2 separate regions of the Homo sapiens genome follow, and region 1 is linked to region 2. A link is a loop called in an ENCODE intact Hi-C map of the cell type or tissue named here. Cell type or tissue: PC-9. All regions are shown on one strand. Each heading gives the region's core, and the rest is flanking DNA. Links, peaks and the distances in the headings are about the cores only. Region 1 overlaps SCAP (SREBF chaperone). Region 2 has its middle 37 kb from the start of CDC25A.

Region 1 (5,365 bases), core at 59-5,058, 730 kb before region 2:
CGTAGTCGTCGCAGGGCAGCTCCCCGCGCCTCCGCCGCCCGGGCCCACCACCCAGCTGCCCGTAGTTGCGCGGGCATAGCACGCGGTAGAGGCAGAGCAGCAGCAGCACCAAGACGATGCCGGTGGCCAGGCCCAGCGCCGCCACCCTGCACGGGAGGGCGGACTGCTGTGAGACACACCTCACAGCCTGTCCCCTCCCCTCCTCCCTCTCCCCTACTCTTGCCTACCCGTCCCCCTCCCCGCACTCTTTCCCACCCCACCCCACCCAGCAGCCTTACTTGTACAGCGTGACGTCTCCATGGGCCTGCACCCCACCTGGGCCCTTGGGTCCTGCTTCCCAGTGCCCAGCAGGTATGGGCCCCGGTGGGGGCCAGGCACTGCGGCCGTCCTGAGGGTGCCGGCCCTCCAGAGCCTCCCTCGGGTTCAGGCGGAGCGTGACTGGGATGACGGGCAGCAGGCTGATGTACCTGGATTCGGACAGTGGGCAGCCTCAGCGGGGGGCCTCCCAGGGCTTCCTCCTGCTGTGCTCGCCAGCCAGTCCTCTCCCTCCTCCCCAGGCAGGCCTCAGCTCCACCGGCCAGACTCTCCCAGCATGGGGGGTTGGGGACAGAGGTAGGTCCCTCCCCAGCCCAGCTTAGCAGCCAACTTGCTGTCCCAGATACCAGCACCCAAACAGCCCTGGTGGCCGTGTGGGGTATCTCCCTCCCCACTCCTGGCACAGGTGGGTGGGTCTCATTCTGGTGAGGGCTGGCAGCCACCAGTGACTCCTCAGAGCAACCTGGGACTCCTCTCTTGGGTTATAGCTGCCTAAACCACCAGTTCCCACCTCACAACCTTATGAACTGTTTTAATTATTTGCATAATTCAAACCTGTGGGCCTCCTGCATTGGGGAAAGGGGATGGTGAGTTGACACCATCGAGTGAGGTGGCACCTGGCACGGCCCAGCTCACCTCTTGGCCAGTGTGATGTTGTAATAGCTGAAGAGCGTCGGCCAGTGGCGGAAGGACAATTTCCTCCAAAGTTCCTCATCCTCAGGCCCCCAGGTTACCTCTGGGACTGGGCTGTCATGGACAACCTCTGCTGGACCTCCACGCTCAGGTGACTCGCCTGGCGACGTCTGGTTCTCAGGTAGCTTAGGGGCATCAGGTGGGAAGATGGAGAAGGCAGGGTCCGGGTGGCTGGGGGGCAGCATGCCACTAGGCACGGGCATGGGAGCCAGGGCTCCCTCACCCAATGGGCTCTGTTCCGTCACCTGGGCAGCGAGGTAGTTGCGCAGCCCTGCTGGGTCTGTGTATACCAGGATGCCAATCCAGACAACGGTGCCAGCCTGCAGTGGGGCAGGGGGTACTCAGTGGGAGGAATGGGCCCCAACCCCCAGCAGCTTCAGCCCTCATGCTGAGAGGAAGCAGCACAGGGACCTCAGGCCTGGGGATGGAGAGAGGACACAGGCCCCACTGCGTCCTTTTCTCCTGCCTCTCCAAGTCCTCCTGCTAACACCTGCCAACACTTGCTGCTGGAGGGGCCTGCTTGCCTTTCCACAGTTAGGGGCTGAGTTTCTTGGCCTGGAAATACACTGAAGCACCCTGAGGTTTGACACAGAATGTCCCCACCCCTAAGCTCCACCTCAGCTGGAGCCAGAAAGCTGCTACCATTCCTACGGTCAGAGGGCCAGCAACCTGACCTGCTCCAGAGTCCCCCAGAGGTCCTAGTCCCAGGGGGCCTCAGCCTTCCTCCCATCTCAGTTCAGCTCCCTGGAAGAGGCACTGCTGCCCCAAGGCCAGCCCAGCCCGGCTGGTGAATGATTTTGCCCAGCACTTTCCAGTGTCTGCACACCATGCAGCGGCCGATGAACCCGACCCAGGGCAATGTGGTGGCCACAAGTGGGTCCATCCCAGAGCACTCAACTAACAGGCTCCTGTCCTGGGCCACTCTGGGGAGAGGATGGCTCCTGTACCTGAGAACCCTGGAGCTGCTTCTCCCACAGGCTTATCTCCTCAGAAGCCACTAGGGTCTGGGCAGGGAGGACACAACGGGCAACTCCCCAGAGCCAGGCTTCCAGGGGCCACCAGGGCCTGAGGAATACCCTTTGCCACTCTAAGGCCAAGTGCAGCACCACAAGGGGCCTGGAGCACCGGCCCTCCAGAAGAGGGCAGGGCAGGGCAGGGGTGGCAGGTACCATGATGAGGCGCTGTGCCAGGCGGGTGCGGGCCAGGAAGTAGACAACACGCAGCCTCTTGGGGAGCCGCAGGTTTCGGAAGGAAGACGGCTGCAACGTGATGGTGTGGGGTGTGGACGGCCTCACAGCCAGCTGCCGCTCGTAGCGCGTTGGCTGTCCCACTGGCTTGGCTGAGGGCAGGCAGGCCTCAGGGGGCAGTCGCTTGTTCAGGTCTGCTAGCTGTTGGGGGCACAGTGGTCAGGGCCTGAGTCCACCATCCAGAGGCTGCTCGCACAGGACCGCTGTCCTGCCCGAGGTCTACACCCTTCTCACCCAGGACTCCCTCAGTACAGCCAGGGCTGAGGAGGCGGGCAGGGCAGGGCTCAGCCCACTCCTACCTCCATCCGGCGAATGTCAATGGACAGGACAGTGGTGAAAAACAGCATCTGAAGGAAGAAGTCAGACACCAGCCCCACGACAGCAAAGAGACAGAACTCCTGGAATCAGAGCACATGGGGATGGGGGGGTGCCGTGACCTCACTGTCCCAGCCCAAGAGGAGCAGTACCCGGACTGCAGCCACCTCATAACCGGCAGGGCAGCAGCAGGCAGGGCACAGCAGAGATGAGAGATGCTGGTTGGTCCTCAGCTCACATACCAGCAGCAGCTCACCCCGTCTCCACCAGGGGGCAGAAGAAACCCTCACACTTTCTTCAGAAAGGGCTGAAAGGGAAGGGGAAGTACCTTCCCTGAATCTTCCGGTCCCTCTAGAGGGGACTGAAGGCCTGATCCAACCCGGAAACCTCTAAGCCCCACCAGCCTGCTCCCCAAAAAGTCCTTCCCCACTGAGCCCCCGCCCTGCTCATGCATCACCAACCCAGCTAGAGCCCAGGCCTGATTCAGGGGCTCTCAGAAAGGTTCCCAGCCAGCAACTGCCCCGGAACAATGAAGAGAGAGAGAGAGGGATTAATTCTCTAAAACTGAAAAAGGGTGAGCTCTCTGCTCCCCAAGCTCTGTCAGCAGACAAAATTTTCTGAGATGTCGGTGTTGAGACCTCTAGCACATCACCACAGTGCTACTCCGATCTGGGGTAAGACCATGGAGTGCAGATAGTGGCACAGTGGTTGTCTCAGCTCTAACGTCCCAAGACTGTACCCTATCCTGCAGATACTACTGTTTTTCCAGGAGAAGCAGCCCACAGCCCATCTGTTCTCTGCTCACCCCCATCCCTCAGCTGGCCTGCCAGCCCTGGGGGAAAGACGGGCGAGAAAAGATGGCATCCTCCCCTTCCTGCAACTCCTTCTGGAATGGCTGGCATCAGTCTGGGGTTCCAGCTCAGTGCAGGGCCACCTCCACCTCTGCTCACAGCCCACAGCTGAGTGAGGGCACTTTGCCAAGAGCAGGGTCACTCTGGGCAATGGGTGGTGGCCCTCCCACTGGTCAGGCCAGGCAAGGCCATGCGTCTGGCGACTGCGGCACAGGCCAGGGCCAAGGGAGGAGACCGGAGGAAGGGTCTAGGAACCCCACGGTGCTTCTCCCTCAAAAATGGGAAACAGGTGTGACAAACTGCACAGCCAGTCCCCAGCTCCTGCCATGCCCTTGCAGCCTCCTCCTGCCACTTGGCTGAAAGGGAAGCAGGCAGGGAGGGGTAGGAAGACAGGGTCAAGGGCAGAGTCTGCCTGGCTAGGTGCTCAATCTGGGAACCCAGCCAGGGTTTGCTGAGCACTTCTGAGCCAGGCATGCCAGGGGCCATCTGGGTGCTGTAGTGATCTGCTTGCCAGGCAAAGAGGTCCCACCTCAGAAGCAAGGATGCCTGTGCTGAAGAGGGGAGCACCCTGCCCATGGCTGCACAGCTGGGGAGCACAGCAGTTGCTTCCATGCTCATCCAGGTGGCAGGCCTTGGGGCCTTACCTGGATGGCGGGCACTAGGGTGAAGTAGCCGATGAGGATGATGCCCAGCTCCGTGGCCATGTTCTTCATGATGGACCAGCTCTCGCTGCTTAGGCCTGCAGAGGGCAGCAACAGGGCACAGGGCAACACATGGCCACTCTGCGACATGACTCACACAACCTCATGGGCCTCGGAGTGGCAGAGGCATGGCAAGGCCCCCCAGCCCTTTGAAGGAGCCATTCCACCAAAGCACCCCAACCCTCAGGGTCCTGCTAATGCCCAGACTTTAAGGGGCCATCACCACCACACAGCTGCTACGGGGAACGGGTGTTCACAGCCTGGAGGGTGCAGAGGAGAGCTATAATCATCAAAAGAGGGAAGAAGCAGAGTGTGGAGATGAGAAAATCCACAAGGAAAGCCAAGTGCCACCCACAACAACCACATCCAACCTCCGCATGTGGTTCTTGTCTGGTCTGCACGGGCCAGCATGACAGTGTGCCCATCAACCACATGGCAGAAGCACTCGGCGGGTAGAGGACCTGGCTGCGTTCTTCCTCAAGCCCCTTCCTGTAGTGAGCCCTGATCCCACGCTATCACACTGTCGCATGTCTAAGGCTCTGTGCTCTTACTGGGTAAGGACAATTTCGCCCCATCTCTTCCTAACTCCATATCCAGCACAGGGCCTGGCTTATCACAGAGGCTCACAGAGGTCTGGATGAATGGACGGCTGCCTACAGCCCCATTCCTCACAGACATGGGGTGACGAGGAAGAAGAGGCTCAAGTGACCAGGCCTCCAAGGCCAGGCTCTCCCTTTTCTCATTTTCCCTAGAACCCCAGATCCCCAGTTTCTACCAGCAGGGCCAGAGGGAGCTTTTCTGGCAGCCGTGAAGGCAGCGTCTCTGAAATGGCCAGCCCCCGGGGCTTGGGCCTAGTGTGCTGGAGTGAGGCAGTAAGAGAAAATACTAGGCGCTAAACTCCCCAGACAGAAAGCCACCACCAAACACAAGCCCCACCCACACTGAAGTGCAGTGGTGTGATCACGGCTCACTGCAGCTTTGACCTCCCAGGCTCAAGCAATCCTCCCACCTCAGCCTCTTGAGTAGGTGGGACCACAGGTGCATGCCAATATGCCCTGCTAATTTTTCTATCTTTTGTAGACATGGGGTTTCACCATGTTGCCCAGGCTGGTCTTGAACTCCTGGGCTCAAGTGATCCACCTGCCTCAGCCTCCCAAAGTGCTGGGATTACAGGTGTGAGCCATGGCACCCAGCCTGGTTTACTTTCTTACTGACACATGAACCAGGACGAAGTACAGTCCAA
Region 2 (5,365 bases), core at 129-5,128:
GCTGAGGCAGGAGAATGGCTTGAACCCTGGAGGTGGAGGTTGTAGTGAGCCAAGACCGTGCCACTGCACTCCAGCCTGGGCAATAGAGTGAGACTCCGTCTCAGAAAAACAAAAACAAAAACAAAAATTGCCTTTCTCCTATTCTTTCTTTTCTTTCCTTCTGGGACTCAAATTTGATATAGTTAGATTTTCTCAGGATGTTCTGTCTCTTTCCACCTATTTCATGGTTTCCTAAGTGTCATAAGTATGTATCTCATTCCATTCCAAATAATCTTCTAACACCACATTTCTCCAGCATATTAGCTCTCTCTCCAGTTGGATTTAATAATTCTTTTTTTTTTTTTTTTTTTTTTTGAGATGGAGTTTCACTCCTGTTGCCCAGGCTGGAGTGCAGTGGTGTGATCTTGGCTCACCACAACCTCTGCCTCCCAGGTTCAAGCAATTCTCCTGCCTCAGCCTCCTGAGTAGCTGGGATTACAGGCACGTGCCACCAAACCCGGCTAATTTTTGTATTTTTAGTAGAGACAGGGATTCTCCATGTTGGTCAGGTTGGTCTCAAACTCCCGACCTCAGGTGATCCGCCCGTCTCGGCCTCCCAAAGTGCTAGGATTACAGGTGTGAGCCACCGTGCCTGGCCCAGTTGGATCTAATTCTAAACTGTAGTTTATCCCATCGAGTTTTACATTCCTTTTTTCCATACGGAATCTCACTCTGTCGCCCAAGCTGGAGTGCAGTGGCGCGATCTCAGCTCACTGCAACCTCTGCTTCCCAGGTTCAAGTGATTCTCCTGCCTCAGCCTTCCAAGTAGCTGGGATTACAGGCCCCTGCCACCACGCCTGGCTAGTTTTTGTATTTTTAGTAGAGAAAGGGTTTCGTTGTGTTGGCCAGGCTTTTTTTGTTTTGTTTTGTTTTTTGAGACAAAGTGTTGCTCTTGTCGCCCAGGCTGGAGTGCAATGGCGCAATCTCAGCTCACTGCAACCTGCCCCTCCCAGGTTCAAGCAATTCTCCTACCTCAGCCTCCCGAGTAGCTGGGATTACAGGCGCCTGCCATCACGCCTGGCTAAATTTTTGTATTTTTAGTGGAGACAGGGTTTTGCCATGTTGGCGAGGCTGGTCTCGAACTCCTGACCTCAGGCGATCCGCCCACCTCGGCCTCCTAAAGTGCTAGGATTACAGGCATGAGCCACCACGTCCGGTCTATTTTTATTTTTATTTTTGAGATGGAGTCTTGCTCTGTTGCCTAGGCTGGAGTGCCGTGGTGCGAACTCCGCTCACTGCAACCTCCGCCTCCTGGGTCAAGTGATTCTCCTTCTCAGCCTCCCAAGTAGCTGGGATTATAGGCACCTGCCAGCATGCCCTGCTAAATTTTTGTATTTTTAGTGGTGACAGGGTTTCGCTATGTTGGCCAGGCTGGTGTCGAACTCCTGACCTCAGGTCTCCCAAGTGCTGGGATTATAGGCATGAGCCACCGCACCCGGCCTATTTATTTATTTTTATTTTTATTTTTATTTTCGAGACTGGGTCTCACTCTGTCACCCAGGTTGTAGTACAGTGGCACAATCTCGGCTCTCTGCCACCTCCACCTCCCAGACTCAAGCAATCCTCTCACCTCAGCCTCTGGAGTAACTGGGACTACAGGCACACACCACCACACCTGGCTAATTTTTTGTATTTTTTTGTAGAGACAGGTTTTCGCCATGTTGCCTAGGCTGGTCTTGAACTCCTGAGCTCAAGCGATCCATTCACCTAGGCCTCCCAAAGTGCCGGGATTACAGGTGTGAGCCACTGCACCCAGCCGGACAATTATATTATTTATGTTTACAAGAATGAATCAGAGGGCAGATGCATTGGCTCATTCCTATAATCTCGGCACTTTGGGAGGCTGAGGTGGGAGGATCACTTGAGGCCAGGAGATTGAGACCTGTCTGGGCAACATAGGGAGATCTTTGTCTCTACAAAAAAAATTTTAAAAAAACATTAGCTGGGTGTGATGGTGTGCATCTATAGTCCCAGCTACTCAGAGCGAAACCCTATTCCCCATCCCCAACCCTCCTAAAAAGAATAAGTCTGTGGAAGGCTGGGAGCAGTGGCTCATGCCTGTAATCCCAGCACTTTGGGAGGCTGAGGCAGGCGGATCACCTGAGGTCAGGAGTTTGAGACCAGCCTGGACAACATGGTGAAACCCCTGTCTCTACGAAAAATACAAAAATTAGCCAGGAGTGGTGGCAGGTGCCTATAATCCCAGCTACTCAGGAGGCTGAGGCAGGAGCATCGCTTGAACCTGGGAGGCGGAGGTTGTGGTGAGCCGAGATCCTGCTACTGCACTCCAGCCTGGGCAACAAGAGTGAGACTCTGTCTCCAAAAAAGAAAAAAGAGTTCTGTGGAAAAAGAAAGGCATTCCCTGCAGGTGTCAGCAAAGGTAAGGAGGTCCCAAAGAACAGGAATAGTGAGGAGTCCTTGGGGGAGGATGGGGAGGTTGCCCAAGCTCATCCTTTATACTTGAGACCTCTGGTCCAGAGAAGTGAAGTGTTCTGCTCAGTGTCACACCACTGGTCAGGGGCAGACCGGAATCAGAAAGTAGGCCTTATTTCTTCATCAGAGTCTAGGAAGCCGCCAGGGGAAAGAGGCTGTGCTTTAGAAGGTTAAGGCCTATGATCCACCCTGCGTCACCCAAAGTAAACTAGGAAGGAAGTGTAAATAAACCCCACAAAGATCGGACATTTTTCCATGATGACCACATTGATGCATTTATTAAAAATACAAAATGCTAATAATCCAAACCAGCCCTCTTCCCTTTTTTCCCCTTTGGGAGCCCTTGCACTGTGGTGCATGAAACACATGCTTGAACTAGGCCATTGGGAACTGCGGCTTGGACAAGGAACAGCCACAGCTTTTCCTGTACTCAGAGCAGGCAAAGTGCCATTAAATGCAGCTGGAAGCCAGGGCAGGGGAAGGGGTGGGAAGCTCCTGGAGAGCCCCCAGCTCCTCCCAGTTACTGACTGGCTCTGGAGGAGAGGAGCTAGAAGGCCGAGATACCTGAGGAGACAAACCTGGGGCACCACTGCCACCTGATGTCTTCCTATGGCCATTGCAGTGGTCACAGCCCCAAGCCCCGTGGCAGCCTGGCAGCAGAGTGAAACAAGAGGGCAAAGAAAGCCTATCGGTGGAAGTTTTTATTTACCCTTGACGGTGGGTACTCCCAGACAGTGGGTATGTCTGAAATACTTCATATTGAAGAAAGACATCCATATTGAAAAACTAAACAGAAAACATAAATGGAAAATGAATCAACATATACAAAGTAGCCACAGTATGGAGGTGCGGATTTGACTTTGCCTGCGGAAGAGCTGTCCTGCTCTGGCCAGCACTGGAAGGGACTCTGCCTCCTCTGTTCTGGGAGCGTGCAAGCAGGAACTCTGGACTGGGCTTTGCACAACTTCCAGGAGTCATTGCTTAGAAATCAGAATGACCAAGATCTTAAGGTCTTAGAATCATCTAGGTAATCCACCCCCATCCCAGCTGCCAGGTCACAGTCACACAGAGGCTGAGCACGCCCAATGCCATGCCCAATGCCACCCAGTCTTCCCCTGCTGCTGTTTCTGCCTCGCCTCCCTGTCCTTCCCCTACCCTACCCTAGCGTGGGCAGGCTTTGTGTCCCAAGGTCACCAGTGACATATGTCCCACCACAGGCAGCCGAGCTTAACCCTATCACTGAGACCTCCTTGTGGCTGCTCCCTACCCCTCCCTGCCTGGCTTCCTGGCATCCTGCCTCTAACCTCTCTCTCTGCTTCCCTGTCTTCTACATTGGTAGAACTGCCACTTGGATACGTGTGACAACTTGCTGTCACCAGCCTGGATATTTCTCTGGAGCACTCCTCACATTCAACACTTGACCACTCAGGCATCGGGACAGTCACTGCCCAGATCCCCCCGTCCACATAGGAGCTCAGCATGACAGCCCCTCTTTTTTATTTAATTTACTTATTTCAATTTTTATTTTTATAGAGAAGACGTCTTTCTATGTTGCCCAGGCTGGTCTCAAACTCGTGGCCTCAAGTGATCCACCCACGCTGGCCTCCCAAAGTGCTGGGATTACAGGCATGAGCCACTGCACCCGGCCCAGCCCCCTTTTAAAATGTTTTCTTTTGAAATAATTTAAAGCTTACAGAAAAGTTGCAAGAATAGTACAAAGAATTCCCTTATGCCCTTTGCCAAGAGTCATACATTTTAACGTTTTCAAATTTTGCTGCATTTGCTTTCTTCCCTTTGACTCTGTCTACTTCTCTCTCTTACACACACACACACACACACACTTAACCTGTAATATTTCAGTGTATTATTTCCTTAGAACAAGGATGTTCTCATACATAACTGCAGTATAATTATCAAATTCAGGAAACTTAACACTGAGTTACTAATTTTACCTGGTGGGTCACAGTAGCTCATGCCTGTAATCCCAGCACTTTGGGAGGCCGAGGTGGGTGGATCACGAGGTCAGGAGTTCGAGACCAGCCTGACCAAGATGGTGAAACCCCCATCTCTACTAAAAATTTAAAAATTAGCTGGGTGTGGTGGCGGGTACCTGTAGTCCCAGCTACTCAGGGGGCTGAGGGAGGAGAATGGCTTGAGCACAGGAGGCGGAGGTTGCAGTGAGCCAAGATCGTGCCACTGCAGTCCAGCCTGGCCAACAGAGCGAGTCTGTGTCTCAAAATAATAATAATAATAATAATTTTACCTAATTAAAGTTCATATTTCAATGTAGTCAAATGTTCCAAAAATGTCCTTTATAGTACTCTTTTTCGGTTTGGTCCAGGATCCCATCCAAGATCACACATTTCATTTAGTTGTCATGTCTCTTGAGTCTCCTTTAATCTGGAACGGTTCCTGGGCCTCTCTTTGGTCATGTATGACACTGATATTTATAAAATATGCAGGCCAGTAATTTTATAAATTTCAACTTAGGCTTTTTCAATATTTCCTTTCCTTGTGTATTTCTTTTTTTTTGAGACAGAGTTTCACTCTTGTTGCCCAGGCTGGAGTGCAACGGCGCATTCTCAGTTCACTGCAACCTCCGCCTCCCAGGTTCAAGCAATTCTCCTGCCTCAGCCTCCCAAGTAGCTGGGATTACAGGTATGCACCACCACACCCAGCTAATTTTTTGTATTTAGTAGAGACGGGGTTTCACAATGTTGGTCAGGCTAGTCTTGAACTCCTGACCTCAGGTGATCCACTTGCCTCGGCCTCCCAAAGTGTTGGGATTACAGGCATGAGCCACCGTGCCTGGCCATGTATTTCTTGATTTCTTGCTCTGAGTACCAGTGGTCCAGCCACTCCCTCAGGTCAGGAGCCAAGAGACCATCCTGAA

The links. A loop is a pair of places that touch in the nucleus more often than their neighbours do. Peaks named below come from ENCODE experiments on the same cell type or tissue, not always from the same donor. Only the 100,000 strongest peaks of a DNase experiment are listed, where the experiment ranks them.
Region 1: a loop joins it to region 2, with 6 times the contacts of the local background. A loop is called at or near these places in 3 of 110 quality-filtered maps.

The regions. Positions count from the first base shown.
Region 1 is chr3:47,418,377-47,423,741 of GRCh38, forward strand. SCAP (SREBF chaperone) reads right to left here. Exons shown (of 23, transcript NM_012235.4): 10 at 4,066-4,160; 11 at 2,555-2,653; 12 at 2,178-2,396; 13 at 952-1,328; 14 at 279-467; 15 at 1-146. Among named protein-coding and RNA genes, the nearest start is that of PTPN23-DT, 40 kb to the left of the region's middle. RefSeq lists an enhancer at 3,136-3,185. In PC-9, for the core only: CTCF peaks have their summits at 2,837 (motif pointing right), 3,041 and 4,164 (motif pointing right); a DNase peak (open chromatin) is centred at 2,835.
Region 2 is chr3:48,148,625-48,153,989 of GRCh38, forward strand. No RefSeq gene overlaps it. Among named protein-coding and RNA genes, the nearest start is that of CDC25A, 37 kb to the right of the region's middle. In PC-9, for the core only: CTCF peaks have their summits at 3,071 (motif pointing left) and 3,200; a DNase peak (open chromatin) is centred at 3,057.